Regions from separate parts of the Homo sapiens genome. Here regions 1, 2 and 3 are each linked to region 4. Evidence: chromatin contacts called from ENCODE Hi-C or POLR2A ChIA-PET data. All regions are on one chromosome and are shown on one strand. Each heading gives the region's core, a stretch centred on a gene start or an enhancer-like site at or near the end of the contact. The rest is flanking DNA. Distances are from core to core; before and after follow the strand shown. Region 1 overlaps TMEM272 (transmembrane protein 272). Region 2 holds the start of DHRS12 (dehydrogenase/reductase 12). Region 3 holds the start of RCBTB2 (RCC1 and BTB domain containing protein 2). Region 4 holds the start of TRIM13 (tripartite motif containing 13).

Region 1 (3,603 bases), core at 838-3,337, 1.8 Mb after region 4:
TGGCTTGTGGGGTCTTGTCTCTTTTATGCAGCCTTATTGGTGGATGAATTGTTGCAGTTAAGTTCATTTGAAAGATAACTGGCTGGGCGCGGTGGCTCATGCCTGTCATCCCAGCGCTTTGGGAGGCCGAGGCGGGCAGATCACTTGAGGTCAGGAGTTCAAGACCAGCCTGGCCAACGTGGTGAAACCCTGTCTCTACTAAAAATATATAAATTAGCCAGGCATGGTGGTGGGCGCCTGTAATCCCAGCTACTAAGGAGGCTGAGGCACAAGAATCACTTGAGCCGGGTAGGCAGAGGGTGCGGTGAGCCGAGATCGCTCCACTGCACTCCGGCCTGGGCGACAGAGTGAGACCCTGTCTCAAAAGAAAGCAAAAAGAAAGGTAACTAACCACAGGGTCCAAAGGCTAGGGTTCTCTTACCTTACAGATTTTGCATAGAATGCCCTCTGGAGAGTACCCCCGACTTCATAAGCAGGGCATGCCTAACATCTTGTGAACTCTTCTTGGAAGAACAGAGCCATATAATAAGTGTTAATTTTTGAATTGCACTGTAATAATCACAGCACCAGGGCCTGCTGAAGTGATTGAATTGTTCACTCTTACACTAAATGGCCCCAGACTACTTGGCTGTTTCAGTTCTCTGCAAACCTTAAAATCTTATCTTCTTTTTTATTTCCTGTCAGGCTGTTAGCTTTCATGTCTTACAGATCTAAGGATACTGTTTTTGTTTCCATTTTTAGTATTGTGGCTTTAGCAGGGGTGGCAGGGTGAAACTTACATAACAAAAGAAACCATTCTAAAGTGAATAATTCAGTGGCATTTAGTGGATTCACAGTGTTGTGCAACTACCACCTCCATCTAGTTCGAAAACATTTTCATCACCTCAAAAGGAAGGCTCCTACCCATTAAGCAATTAGGGTACTGGGTGTTTCGTTGTTGCTGTTTTGCAACAACTCCTATGCTCTTTTACTTTCTGCTCCAATATGCTGTGAGCTTGGACCTAGAACACTGGGCCTGCTGAGCTGCTTCTTTTTTGTTTTTGTGTTTTTTTTTTTTTTTGGAGACAGGGTCTCAGTCCTGTTGCCCAGGCTGGAGGTATAGTGGCACGATCATCCCACCTCAGTCCCCCGAGTAGCTGGGACTACAGGCACACGCAACCACACCCAGCTAATTTTTAAGTCAAGACTTGCATTTTTTGGTAGAGACAAGGTCTCACTATGTTGCCCAGGCTAGTCTCAAACTCCTGGGCTCAAGCAATCGGCCCGCCTCAGCCCCACTAACTGCTGGGATTACAGGCGTGAGCCACCATGCCCAGCCATGCTGGGCTTCTAGGTAAATAGGGGTAGCTAGGTCCTGTACACAGGGCTCCCATTAGCAATGTTCAGGAGCATGAGATTAATTTCACTGACACGTGATAACAATTTTTAGCTACTTAAGGAGCTTCCCCCATCCTGCCCCTCCCCTGACCTTCGCTAGACCTCACACTTCTGGATTATGAGGTTGTTTAATATACGTGATTTATGGAAATATTTACTCATTCATTCAGCAAAAAAAAAAAAAAAAAAATGTATAGAGTGCCCATACATCACCTAACGCCAGGTGCATTTTTTGTATTGCTTGCAACCTGCTTCCACAAGGGAACATAGGAACTGGGAAGGGACTTTGGGAAACCTCTAGCCCAGTCACTTCCAAACTTGGGCTGGAGGGATCAGAATCATCTGGGGACAGATTTCTAAAAGAGAGTGTCTGTCCCCACCCAGATATACTGCACTGATATCTCCCAGGGCGGGGCCCAGGAATGTGTATTTTTTAAATCTTCACCAAGTCATTCTGAGATGGCACATAGGTGTCTGGGAATCATCGGGCTGGCCAGTTCTTCTTAAACACATATTTAATGTTTAAAGATTACATGCCTTGGGTCCATGCCCCAACCTGGCTGACCTGTGGCGTCCAGCAGCTCGGAAGGCAGCTTACCTATGAAGGTCATGGACAGCGGCAGAGCCAGGAAAGCACAGAGCACAACAACGAAGCAGGCTGCAAGGAGAAGAAGGGGCAGGCACTGGGTTAGAAACACACAGACCCCTGCATTTCCTCTTCACTGCAGTTTCTTAAGCATCCTGTGAAACCTGACTTTCTCTCCAGTGGCAAGTCAGCAGACAGGAGGAGAAGGTCGCAGCTCGCCTGGGGCTCCCACACAGTGGATGCAAGCCAAGACTTGCACTTCTCAGAGAGCTGAACATCTCTCGTGATCACTTTGCCGATGCCAAGGCCCAGATATCCTGCAGGACCTCTCCAAGTCTGACAGCTTATGGAAAAGGAGTTTATAAACTGCCACTGTGCCCGTGCCAGGATGCCAGAAGCTGCCGGCATCCACTGAGCCAGGCAGGATTCACCCTGTGCTTCCTGGGTGCCTGTACTCAGGGCAGATGGTTCTTCTCTTCCCTGGATAAAATTCACTGACAACTCACTTTATCACTGAAAGTATTTGCTTCACAAAATCTTCTTCCCTTTCCATTCACTTGGTTATATATTCCACAGCCCATGACATTAGATGGGCTCCTAAAACTTCTTGCTGACACACAGTATAATAGAGCTTTGAACTGGCTTGGGGTTTTTCTTTCTGTTAATGCCACCAATCCAACTTTTAGACATTGGGAAAGAACAGAGGAATGGGGGCTACACAGGCTTGGGTCCAAATCCTGGCCCTGTCACTCACTGGCCATGTGGCTTTGGGCAAATTCGTTGACATCCGGAAGCCGTTTTCCTCTTCTGTAAAAGGTGGTGACAGATGTATGCACAAGGACCTCAGGGTATGGCAACTTTTGTGATTAGGCAATTACTTCCCTGCTTTGCTTCTTGGTTTCCTCATCTGTTCTCCAGATCGGCAGATATATCTGCAGATATAGGTTTTGCTTGGCCAGCATTTTTTTTTGAAAGTGTGAATTTGAATGCCTCTTGGGTAGGCCTGCCCCCCAGTTCCCACTGTCAGAGTCTTGACAGCATCACACATCTGTGCTTTCTGCTGAGTCCTGTTGTCATGCTGAGAGCAGAGGATCTCTGAGTGAACCTCATGGTAGCTTCTGTAGCATCTACTCCTTCCTCTCTAGGTCATCACCTTAATTATTTTCGGGTACCCCCACCTCCCTACCTCCCCATTCTGCTGTGCCGTTTATGTGCTCTGGCAGAAGCTGATCCCACCCTGGCCATAGAAAAGGGCATGAAGTTTCACCCTCAATTAACCAGCAGAGCCCCACTTACCAGATACGTTATTAGTGGATGGGCTCATGACTTATATTGGGAGATTTACTGAGAGTCAGGAAAAAGCTTTCTCGCTCTGCTGACAGAACTTCCAGAAACAAGGTTTCTCCCTCCCTGGCCACTGGTGAGGAATTGAATTACTCTGGGGGTGGCTGGCAGCCTTCTTGCCATCATGAGGGGAAGCCAGCCTGCGAATGAGAACAACGCCCTGAGAGGCAAGAGAAGAGGTAAAAAGAAACTGGGTCCTCAGAGACATTCATCACCCATGGAATCACACCACCCTTGATGCTAAACTACTTCTGGACTTGCCATTTATAGGAGCCAATAAATCCCCTTTATTACTT
Region 2 (3,646 bases), core at 405-2,904, 1.8 Mb after region 4:
CCAAATATGAAATTTGCTTAGGACCCATCCACACTTGCCCAGGGTTTAGGAGTCTGTTTAAAACTGCCCCAGGGAATTATTAGGTTCAGCAAAGTTTAGGAAACAGTGATTAGATCCTCCTGCCTTAGGAGCCCAATATAGGGAGGCTTTATAAAAATCCTTGTGCCAAGAGAAACGTTGTAAACTCTAACTCCGCGCTCTCACACTGAAGTCAAAACAAGGTTGTTGTTTTTCTCTCCTATTCACTAAATCCACAACAGCAGGAAAACCCATCTAACTTTGCCAACTGCCTTCCCCTCCCCTCCCTTCCCCCACCAATCTGTGGTGGATTGGGCCCCTTGGCCTCACTTCTACCTTCCCTCAAGGTGGGGAAATCAGAGCGAAAGAGTCCTGGGAGAAATTTTTACAGTCTGCTTTCCTTGGGGCCCACCCCTGGTTGGAAACTGACTTAAGCTTTCATGCTGTGTAATGTGGAAAGATCCAGCAATTAATGGTCATTGCCAGAGGACACCCCTTTGAAAGAAAGAGGCTGCCACTGTATTCCCCTAAAAACTGTGGGACAGGGCTCACGACTACACTCCCCACCATTCTCTGCAGCAGGGGCTCCTGAGACAGAGCTGAACCTTCTCCAAAACGATGTGGGGTGAAGAGCAGGGAGTTGCAACTCCTACCTCCCCTAGGAGTGCTGGCCAGGTTGCCGTGGGAACTGATAAAGCCCCAGTGCAGGGAGAAGCCTCTCAGAGGTGAGAATCACCTGGGGCATTTGGATGAAATGCCAGTCCAGGCCCCTGTGCAGATCCACTAAATCAGAATCTGTAGGGATGGGGCCTGAAAACTGGGTACTTTTAATTCTCGCCCAGTGATTCTGATGTGCAGACAGGGTTGAGAACCAGCGGTTAGCCTAATCAATTCTAAGAGAAAACCTCCATCTCTCCTCCGTCACAGGAACCTGTCACCTCTTAAAACCACAATGAGGTGGAGAGCCAACTAGGGCACACTGAGCGTGGTCACGGGGCGACGAAACCACCACGCACCGTTCCCCAGAAGCACACACTGGCTGGAAAGTTCCAGCTGGAGCCAAAGGTCGCAGTCCAGGTGCTGCATCTTTTTAAAGGAAACACACCCAAAGGCACTAGGACAGAGCCTTAGCTAGCGATTTAGATCCAGCCCTATCTGACGCCGCCAGCAGCACCACGAAGACACTTCCACGAGCACACCCAGCGGGGCGCCGAGGTGCCGCCCAAGAGGCTCCTTGGCGCCGGGGCCGCCTGACGTCAGTGGGACGGCCCTGGGCTTGGGCGCGCCACAGCCCCGCCCCTCGGGCGCCAGTCTCGGTCGCGGGCATTGAGCGGCTGGAGTCTGGCGACTGCCCCACGCCCAGCCGTGGGTCGCTAGACGGCGGGCGCACCCGTCGTTCTGGACACGCTTAGTCGGCCCAGCGAGAGGGCGAAGGAGCCGCGGGCGCGTCCCCGCCAACCCTGCTCGCCCGCGCCGAGGCGGGCCACGTGACAGCCCGGGGCCCCGCGCCCCGCCGCGCCGCCTTACTTGGTGTACTCGCGCAGCCCCTTGGCGAACCACACGACGCTGCGGTACAGGGACATGCCGGGAGCGCCCCACGCCTAGCCCCACCGCGCTCCCGGCGCGGCCTCCGCCCTGGTCCCGCCCCCCGGGAGTCGCCCGCCCTGACATCATCCCGGTTATGTAAGAGCCGCGGCTTCCGGTTCCTTGCTCCACCGGTAAGGCAAGGGGTCTCGGGGCCGGCCGGTCGACTCCGCCCCAGCCTCAGAGGGTGGAGTGAGGGCGGACCGGCCCTGGTGGGGGCCGCAGTCGAGGTCCGCAGTCTCCTCGGGGTCGAAATCGGGCATCAGCGCCGTTTAGAGAACACCGTCCTGCTGGGCATGGCCGGGATGCGAAGATGGCCCTGCAACGCACCTCCTAGAATTTGGTTACCTAGAAAACCATGTGGAATAAAACGACGAGGCTTATGATATTTAAAAGACTTCTGCATCGAATTGGTGTTATCATAAGGGTTATTTTAATAACTGGCATTCTCTAAGTTTCTACACGTGTTGGGGGATGCAGTGCCGTGCCACATTTCCCGTCTCCAGCAAGCGCAGTCAGATTGGCGACATCGCAGGCAAGAGGCAGGGCTGGGGCTCCCACCCGAGAAGTAATTGTCTCCAAAGTTGGACTTTTGCCACTGGTTCTGCGACTTCATGCAATGCCAGGGAGAGCCCCTTGATTTCCCCCAAATCCTCATCAGCCTCTTTCCACCCAAGCCCAGATGAACAGTGTGAGTAAAAAAGAGTGTGGTTGCTGCGTGAACCCAGATCTCAGACTAGTCATCCAGCCCCATTATGTAGGACTCAGACACCCCTGTCCACATCTAACCTCCAGCCCTAACGCCACATTAGAAATGGGGGTCTTACTGCTGCTGTCACTCCTAGTCACCCTGTTAAATTCTATACCGGTTTACCCAAGTCGCCCAGAGACTGGGCCCCACTTACATAAGCTGAAGAGACCAGCTGCTTTAATAGCCTCATTACCTAGGATATAGGATCACTGTCCAACCTCACTCCACAGTGGGCAAGTTTTTACTTCAGAATAACTTTTGAAATAAATTTCCCCGGAACAGCTCGCCCCTCTCAACAGGACTCTGAGGCTCCACTACGTTGCTGTTATTCCTGACAGAGTGATGAAAGGAAATTTAAACAAGTGGCATTTTGTAAAACCACCCCAGCCTGTGTGACTTTCAATGCCTGTCCGATTTGGCTGGGAAAATATTTTAGATCCCCAGGGCTACATACTGTTTTTTATACCCTCCTCTTTGTGTCAGTGATGGAAAAGGTGTCAATCTGCTCTGAATCTCTCTGAACACCTCAGGAAATAGGCTTTTGGCTCGCAGAGAGGGGATGAGAAATAGTTTTGAACCACCAAGTCTCTTGGAGGGTGTCAGCAGCCCCTTGAAGTAAAAGTGTGGCTGCAAACCCAGCTCTCTGCATTAGCCAGGTGAACCTGAGCATGCTGCATACACCCTCAGTCTTGGTTTCTTAATATGTAAAATGGGAATGAATATGCGCACCTCGTGGGGTGGTTGTGATTAAAGGCATTCATTATAAAGAGCTTAGTTTCATACAAAGTGATCAGAAGTGTTGGTTTCCCTCCTTAAGTTTTCTTCTCATTCCTTTTTCCCCTGCGCTTACAGCCATGCAGTGTACATTCAAGAAATTTCCATGAGGGCATGAGGTGTCCAGTGTTAGCCTCAAATCAAGCATCCACGAGGTAGTTAGTGTATACATTATATACATTTAAAGAGGAGGTCTTAGGAAAAGCCAAACCCTGTCTCAAAATGAGCTTCCACTCTCACCTGGATGCCAAGTAACACACACACACAAACAAAGGGCAGTATGGAGTTCACAAGGGAATGTTCCCGTTTAACTGGAGTCAGCTGAGCTGGATTCTAGTCCAATTTCTGCCAGTTATTCCCTGTGTGACCCATGTGATAAAATGTATAGAAGGCTTAAAGTGTGCCAAGCATTGTGGATTATAGCACTTAATTCTCACACTGATCCATATGGTTACTCCTGCTATTATCCCCATTTTACAGATGAGCAAACTGAGAGAGGTTACATAACTTGACTCAGGT
Region 3 (3,288 bases), core at 93-2,592, 1.5 Mb before region 4:
CTAGAATACTCATTCTCTGAGCCTAAGTGGCTCTTCTATTCCAGCCCCCAAATATCTGTATCAGCACATCATATAAGATTACAAAGCACAGAGTAATGACATTGTTAGAAACTCTTCACAGTAGCCCCAGGAGTCACGAAACTGACTTAACTAAGACCCACTGTCTAGTAAGGTGTAAAACCCAGCAGGAACGCAATACTAGGAAGGTGCAAAGCCAGGAGGCTCAATAAACGTTAAACAGTGTCTGGGGGAAAGAGCAACGATCCAGAGCACTGTTTGTGAACTCAACCACTTTTATTCAGCTCTGACAAGGTAAGTCGCCAAGCGCGGTACAAAGTAGCTCCATGAAATGCGTTTTGTTATAGTCCTGGTCTCGAACTGTTGCAACATTTTATGTAATTTTTGCAAAGAACAAAAGCAAAAAGTTCATTCTAAATTAGCCTTCCAACTCAGTTCTTTCTCCGCCAAGACGGAGCACTTGGAAAGTTTTCAATGTCTGAAAACCTCTATTTCCAGGGCTGAGCAGAGCACTATGTTGCGGCTTAAGACGCTCGGCGATTTCTTCCCATCCCTCCGCAGTTCCAAAACGGCTTCGCCTAACAAAGTCAAACTTTTCGCGCTATTCCTGGACATCAGGACCAAATGTCGAAAGCATATACTGCCACTGAGTTAGTGAGCCGGGCCGGTGCCCGGGACCTGGGGTACTAGATTTATGGGACGGGAGCCTAGGGGTCGAGGCCACAGAAATGAAAACATCGGCAACATATGCAGTGCAGCGAGTGGGTTAGGAGGGAGAAACTTCAGGCAGGACGCTCCCTCGGGACCTGTGACGCCCCCCCAGCCACACCAGACGTGGGAGCTTAGGATGAGAGCGGCCTCCGAGCAGATGATCACCCTGGAACGACGCCAAACGCGACCCCTACCAGAGGACTCGCGCATGCGCAGCGCAGCCTGGGCCGGCGGCCTGGGCAGGATGTAGTCGCGAGCAGCGCACCGGGCCCACGCCAGCGGAATTGCGCATGCGCAGGGCCGCCTCTGCCTGCGGCCTGGGCTGGGTGTAGCCCCGGAACCTAGCTCTTAACTCCCGCCAGCAGTTTTACGCATGCGCGACGACGCCTAGGCCTGTGGCACGGTCGCGGCTCTAGTCCCCTGGGCCCCTCAGCTGTCTCTGGCGGGGAGGTCGGGCCGCAGGGGCGGGGAGGGGTGGCCTGCCCCAGTGGTACCTGACAGCATCCCACGTCACGGCCGCGATCCCCCTCGGCCTCCCACACCACTCCTCCACCCTCTTACCTCCTCGCAGGCCGGAGCCTTGTCCGCTCCGCCTCCTGGGTAGCGGTTACTGCACGGTCAGGGGCCCGGCGCCGCGATGAGTTGGCGCCTCCCCCTGAAACGGCCCGGCCTCGGCGGGATGCGCTCGGGTGCCCGGCCGAGACGGAAACGAAGGGAGCGCAGACAAGAGGAGGGGGCTGGCGACGGCGTCTCGCCCCTCCTCTCCTCCCTAGGCTGCCCACCGCCGCCCCTCCCCTTTCTCGCAGACGCCCCCTCCCCTCGGAGTTGACCCCCGGGAGTCTCCCATTGGGGCCGCCTCCGCTTTTCCAGGGAGTTCCTCCGTGGGTCACCCCCACCTTCTCCAGGGTTATGTTCTCGCAAATTTTGGGAATTTGTGGATACCCGACCTAGAAGGATAAGGCGTGTATGATGCTGAGAGCAACCTTTTCCACAGCCCCTCTCCTCCAGCCTGCCCCAGCTTTTCTTCTATTGCTGGCCCCTCTATCTGGGGGCTCCGATCACTTCACGTTTTCACCCCATTGCTGTGGGGCGGAAGTCTTGTAGCCCCCTGTAGTACAAATGCTGAAATAATGAGGATGTGTGCTGGGGGGTTCAGGGGGATGACCTCAGTTACCTTGGGGCCAAGGGCTTCGAAAACAGCCACCTTCTCCCCTTATGATTATATTTTGCAGTAATTTATTATATTACACTGCACTTCTGTTGGCCTTTGTAGATTTAAGTAAAATGCACCACAACTTTGCAGTGTGCAATAATTTCTTCCACTGCACTACACTTAAATTGACCTGAGTGGGTTTTGGTTAAATGCTCAACAATTAAATGTTATTAGCTATTCCTGTGAAGTAAGCTACTTGCTTTTATACTGGCTGTTTCATGAGGACACTGGTTCCTCTACAGTGTAGAGCCAAAAGTAGTAAAGCCAAAGAGAAAAACTAACATTCCAAACCACAGTGACCGTGTCAGTCTGTTTCGTCTGGCTTTTGTCATTTCTTCGGAAAAACATCATTCTAAAATGTATAACTGCCTTTCTGCTACATAGGGCAGACATTTATCTCTATTCTCTGAGCATAGCCCACTGAGCCTCAGAAGGAGGCACGCAAAATGGTACACAGGTATTTCTTGTAGAGCTCTAAATGGAAGAAAAAGTAAGTATACATTAACAGGAAGTTGCAGCGATAGTGCAGAGAGGCATCGTGTGCCTGCCCCAAGTTTCTCCACTGGTTACATCTTATCAATGAAAGAAATTTATGAGTTAAACAGGTTTGCTCTCAGAAAAAGCTCACTTCAGTGATGATAGCTGGCATTTTTTTTTTAAGCACCTATTGTGTGCCAAGAGGTTTATCTTATTTGGAGCTCACAATAATCCTGTAAGGCAAGGATTATCCTTACTTTACAGATAAGGCAACTCAGGCCCCAAGAGATTAAGTTTCTTTCATCAGCAACCATGGCAAGATCTGTTTGCCTTGCGCACTTGGTCTTTTACGCATTATGGACAGCTGAAGTTCATGCAGGCCTTACGGTGTGCTTCAGCTGAAGCCTGACAATTAGCTAACAATAAAAACATGTCTTAGTGTTTTGAAAACTGTGATATTATCTCAGAAGTTAAAACTTTAAAATATACCTATAAAAGAATGTGTTTCACTAAAGATTTTAATTTTATATGGGTCCAACAGTTTTTCCCAGGGCGGTCAAAATTAAAAGTAAGAAGTAAAAATGTCTCCATCACATATAAGTTTCCTTCAACACTTTTGGATAATTTGGTCTACTAAACTTCACTGTATTGCTGAATTCAGTAGACTAAAAATTTAGACTCTGAGAGAGTATAGGTTAGTATTTCAGGAGTTAAAGTTCCCATCACCACATCTCCCAAGTTTACCTACATCTGTACCTGTGCACTCTATTCCTTCCCATTACTGGGAATGAGCTGTGCATGCTCTTATTTAAGTTCAACTCTTCCACCTTTGTATTAGATCCTGTCTTCCTTACAGTCTCAAGGTTTTC
Region 4 (3,411 bases), core at 187-2,686:
ATGACAGAAATTAAAAGAAGTGTTCTACGAAGGCAAAGTTAGGTTTCTTATAGCAGGAAGGGAGATGCACACAGAGAAGTGGGAATCTCAGGAGACGGATGTGGCCAGGGGCTTTTTACGGGGGTTGGGCTAAGCATTATTAGTCAACGGGCTGTACTGCTATTTATGGTAGGTTTTGAATACCGTTTCTCCAAAATAACCTATTTCCTCCCCAAACCCAAACTTCCTCAACTGGGATCGAACTCAATCCTACAGCGTGTTCTGAGATTCTATACTCGCCTCACTTCTCCCAAGATCGTAAATTCTGGAGGAGCCATTCCTTCATCATCCATGTTTGCATCCTTCACACCGTTCACTGGTTAAGTGCTTAGTACGTTTGCTATTGGGCAAGGTCCTCAAACGGGAGGTGGACGTCAGAATAGTCAGGTTATCGACTGAGTAACTGTTAGTGGTGGATAATTTAAAGCCAATTTGAAAGTTCATCCTTTCCCCCAAAGGCAAAAACAGGCGTTCCTTTTCTTAAAAGAGAATTTTAAATAGAATTGGGTCTCTGGTGTCCTGCCTAAAGCCCGCAAAGAAAGAGGGTACGGTTGGGGGTGGGGGTGATGGGGGATACTGAACCCTTTTCTGGTTGCGCCTTGCCCGGAGCCCCCGGCTAGAGCCCTGGCGCTCCTGGCGCGCTCCCAACGCGAATCGGTGACTCCGCAGGCCGCGCAGTGCGGAGGTGCCCGTCCCACCCTCCCCCTTGTGGGGTGCGGGGCTCCATTTCCCCAAGCCGCTGGGGTCGGCTTCTGGTCTTGAGATGCGGATGAAGTGGTGTGAAGGGTTGGGCTTTTTTTTTTGTTCCTAAAAATGCAACGAACAAAAAAAAAAGTACAACAATCCAAACCCAACCATCTTAATTGCACGGCAGCTTAACTGGGAGACTTTCTTCCCGGGCGGCCCCACCCGGGACCGCGCCGCTTCAGTCGAGCCCACCGTCTGGGCAAACGGCGTCCACTTCCCGGAGCCGCTGCCCAGCCTCTGCGGGGGGGCTTTGGGCGGGCGCAGGACTCTGGAAGGGAGAAAAGCCCGCAGCCCGGCCCTCCCCGTCCCAGGCGGCCCGCGCGGGTGGACGGCGGGAGCAGGCGGCGGTTGGAGACGCCGGAAGGAACGCGGTCTCACCACCCGGCTCCCTCCGCCAAGGCGAGGCGCGGCCGGGGAGGCGGGACACAGGCGAAGCGGGACGGGGAGGCGGGGCCGGAGGTGCAGGCGGAGGCGGGCGACGGGGAAGGGAGGGGGAGGGGGAGGGGAAAGGGAGGGGGAGGGGGAGGGGAAAGGGAGGGGGAGGGGGGAAGGGACGGGAGGGGAGGGGGAAGGGACGGGAGGGGAGGGGGAAGGGACGGGAGGGGAAGGGGAAGCGGGAGAGGGAAGGGGGCGGAGCTAGCCGGAGCCGCGAGTCCATTTTGGGGCTGTGCTTGGCGCGTACCGTGCGGTCCCTGTAGTTGGAGGACGGGCGGTCGCGCGGCCTTTCCCACTAGCCGGAGGTCGGAGATAAGTACCCGCCGCCCGGCTCCTCTCGGGAAAGCGGGGTGGTCCTCGAACCTTCAGCGAGGGTGGGGAGTTGCCCAGGTCAGCAGGGATCTGCGTGGGTTGGGGGGGCTGGCGAAGGCCGTCTGAGCTCCAGTCCGGCAGCGCGGCAGAAACCAGCGGGGCACTGTCATGGGCCTGGGGAGGAGCGGCCTGCGGAGGGCGCCGGGGCAGTGTGTCTGTGGTCCAGAAAACCTGCTCCGTCCGGAGCCTTCCTGGCCCCGCTACCAGCGTCTCCACATCCCCTAGAAAAGAAAAGACGGGTGTGGGCCTTAGGTTACAGCGCGCCGCCAGCGTTTGGTTGCATGGCGCCGGGGGAGGGCGCCCTAACCGAGAAGCTGCTTAATACAAAGAGCTCCAGGCTCCTGGCGGTTCACCAGGTCTAAACAGCCGGGCTTTATTTGTGGGGGCGATTGAAAAAATTGAGGGTCAAGATTGGGGTGCTGTGCAAATAAATGCGTTAATACTGTTCTTTTTCTTCTTTCTTTGCAGTAGCCTCTAGTTCGTTAGTCAAAACGTGAAAAAAAAGACCTGCTTTGCCCTGGGAAATAGTAACCCTGCCAAATACATCAGCTTGTAGGAGACAGAGGTAAACTACAATAATTTTCCTGTGTTATCTTTTTTTTTTAAACACCCAATTTCAATAGGCCCTAGAACCTTCCAAAATGGAACTGTGTGTAGAATACGTATGTTCCCATCCACTTTCATTGGTGGTCTTTGTTCTTTGCATATTTTGTTAAAACTTAGAAAAACAGAATTCACGTTTAGCAATTATTTATGTGGTATTTATCTTAAATATAGCCAAACATTCATATTACAAAGGAAGAAAGGGGCTTCCACACTTTTTTCCTACTTTTTTTTCCCTTCTCCTATGCTTAGTGAATTGTCAGGCTGCTAGGGCTTGTAGAACAGGGCTTGAGTTTTCTAGAGACCTTTATATAATAGGCACTTTAAAAGCAGAATTTCATTTACATAGGCACTCCTTCTAGTAGAACTTGATGGAGCTGTTAACCGGCTATACTTCCTTCTTGCACAATGGGAGCGTCCCTATCCCTCCCTAAAAATACGTTTTTTTTCCTTTCTCCCAGCTGGCTTACTAAACCTCCCTGGGAAGTCCTTTCCTAAAACCGGGCTGTTCTGTTCATTCTATACATTTATGATAGGTTATCTGGCCTTAATTCTGTCACAGCTTTTGTTCAGATATGCTCATTTTCATGACACTGCTTTGTACCTGATACCTTATGTAATATTTGTTTTGCCTTGCCTTGAAATCACAGTTCAAGTTTAGAACCTTTTCTTGCTTGATACACTGATGCTCCAAAATAACACCTTAAATGTGTAGAGTTTGCCATATGTAATTAAACCTTATTTATGTTTGTATAGTTTCGTAGTTTATGGAATTCTCACACATCACACAGGAGTTGAGAAATTACTTTTAGGCAGCTAGAAAGGGTAAAAGAGTTCTCGGTGGAATTTTCCTTTAATAAAAAGCAGCTCCTGGCCGGTGACTTTGGGAGGCTGAGGTGGGTGGATCACTTGAGGTCAGGAGTTCAAGACCAGCCTGACCAATATGGTGAAATCCCATCTTTACTAACAATACAAAAATTAGCTGGGCGTGGGGGTGCGTGCACCTGTAATCCCAGCTACTCGGGAGGCTGAGGCAGAAGAACCACTTGAACCGGGACGCAGAGGTTGCAGTGAGCCAAGATCGCGCCACTGCACTCCAGACTGGGCAACAGAGCGAGACTCTACCAAAAAAAAAAAAAAAGCCCCCAAACCATTTATTTTCTAACAGAAAGCCTGAAAAGTCAAGCTGCAAGCAAAAATATGCAGGCTAGAAGC

The links. Hi-C counts contacts between places; a loop is a spot of excess contacts on that map. ChIA-PET counts read pairs that join two places held with the same protein, here RNA polymerase II (POLR2A). Pooled maps may share reads with other maps.
Region 1: a map of CD8-positive, alpha-beta T cell shows a loop between it and region 4 (5-fold over the local background). The contact joins the enhancer-like site here to the promoter of TRIM13 in region 4. A Hi-C loop is called at or near these places in 2 of 168 maps with a recorded cell type or tissue (CD8-positive, alpha-beta T cell and naive thymus-derived CD4-positive, alpha-beta T cell) and 4 of 50 pooled maps. POLR2A ChIA-PET finds 5 or more read pairs at or near these places in 2 of 52 experiments (A673 and naive thymus-derived CD4-positive, alpha-beta T cell).
Region 2: a loop to region 4 is called in a map of naive thymus-derived CD4-positive, alpha-beta T cell, with 15 times the contacts of the local background. The contact joins the promoter of DHRS12 here to the promoter of TRIM13 in region 4. A Hi-C loop is called at or near these places in 2 of 168 maps with a recorded cell type or tissue (both naive thymus-derived CD4-positive, alpha-beta T cell) and 12 of 50 pooled maps. POLR2A ChIA-PET finds 5 or more read pairs at or near these places in 1 of 52 experiments (A673).
Region 3: a map of sigmoid colon shows a loop between it and region 4 (10-fold over the local background). The contact joins the promoter of RCBTB2 here to the promoter of TRIM13 in region 4. A Hi-C loop is called at or near these places in 1 of 168 maps with a recorded cell type or tissue (sigmoid colon) and 6 of 50 pooled maps. POLR2A ChIA-PET finds 5 or more read pairs at or near these places in 1 of 52 experiments (A673).

Annotation. Positions count from the first base shown.
Region 1 is chr13:51,824,591-51,828,193 of GRCh38, forward strand. It overlaps TMEM272 (transmembrane protein 272), which reads right to left. Exons shown (of 5, transcript NM_001351003.2): 3 at 1,976-2,035. Among named protein-coding and RNA genes, the nearest start is that of TMEM272, 19 kb to the right of the region's middle. Within about 2 kb of position 2,088, at least 14 of the 41 ENCODE cell types and tissues checked have a DNase peak (open chromatin) inside an H3K27ac peak, as active enhancers do; they include CD8-positive, alpha-beta T cell, where a contact is called at or near this core.
Region 2 is chr13:51,802,509-51,806,154 of GRCh38, forward strand. It overlaps DHRS12 (dehydrogenase/reductase 12), which reads right to left and starts at 1,655. Exons shown (of 9, transcript NM_001377533.1): 1 at 1,546-1,655. It overlaps LOC107984561 (a long non-coding RNA gene), which reads left to right and starts at 1,328. Exons shown (of 2, transcript XR_007063805.1): 1 at 1,328-2,293. RefSeq lists enhancers at 1-20, 2,406-2,535 and a silencer at 1,216-1,855.
Region 3 is chr13:48,531,738-48,535,025 of GRCh38, forward strand. RCBTB2 (RCC1 and BTB domain containing protein 2) reads right to left here and starts at 1,343. Exons shown (of 15, transcript NM_001268.4): 1 at 1,291-1,343. It overlaps LOC124903174 (a long non-coding RNA gene), which reads left to right. Exons shown (of 2, transcript XR_007063795.1): 1 at 1-312. RefSeq lists an enhancer at 719-958 and silencers at 999-1,398, 1,509-1,558.
Region 4 is chr13:49,995,606-49,999,016 of GRCh38, forward strand. TRIM13 (tripartite motif containing 13) reads left to right here and starts at 1,437. Exons shown (of 2, transcript NM_213590.3): 1 at 1,437-2,158. DLEU2 (deleted in lymphocytic leukemia 2) reads right to left here. Exons shown (of 14, transcript NR_152566.1): 11 at 1,469-1,814. MIR3613 (microRNA 3613) reads right to left here and starts at 896; the gene lies at 810-896. RefSeq lists silencers at 404-453, 1,044-1,173 and an enhancer at 734-863.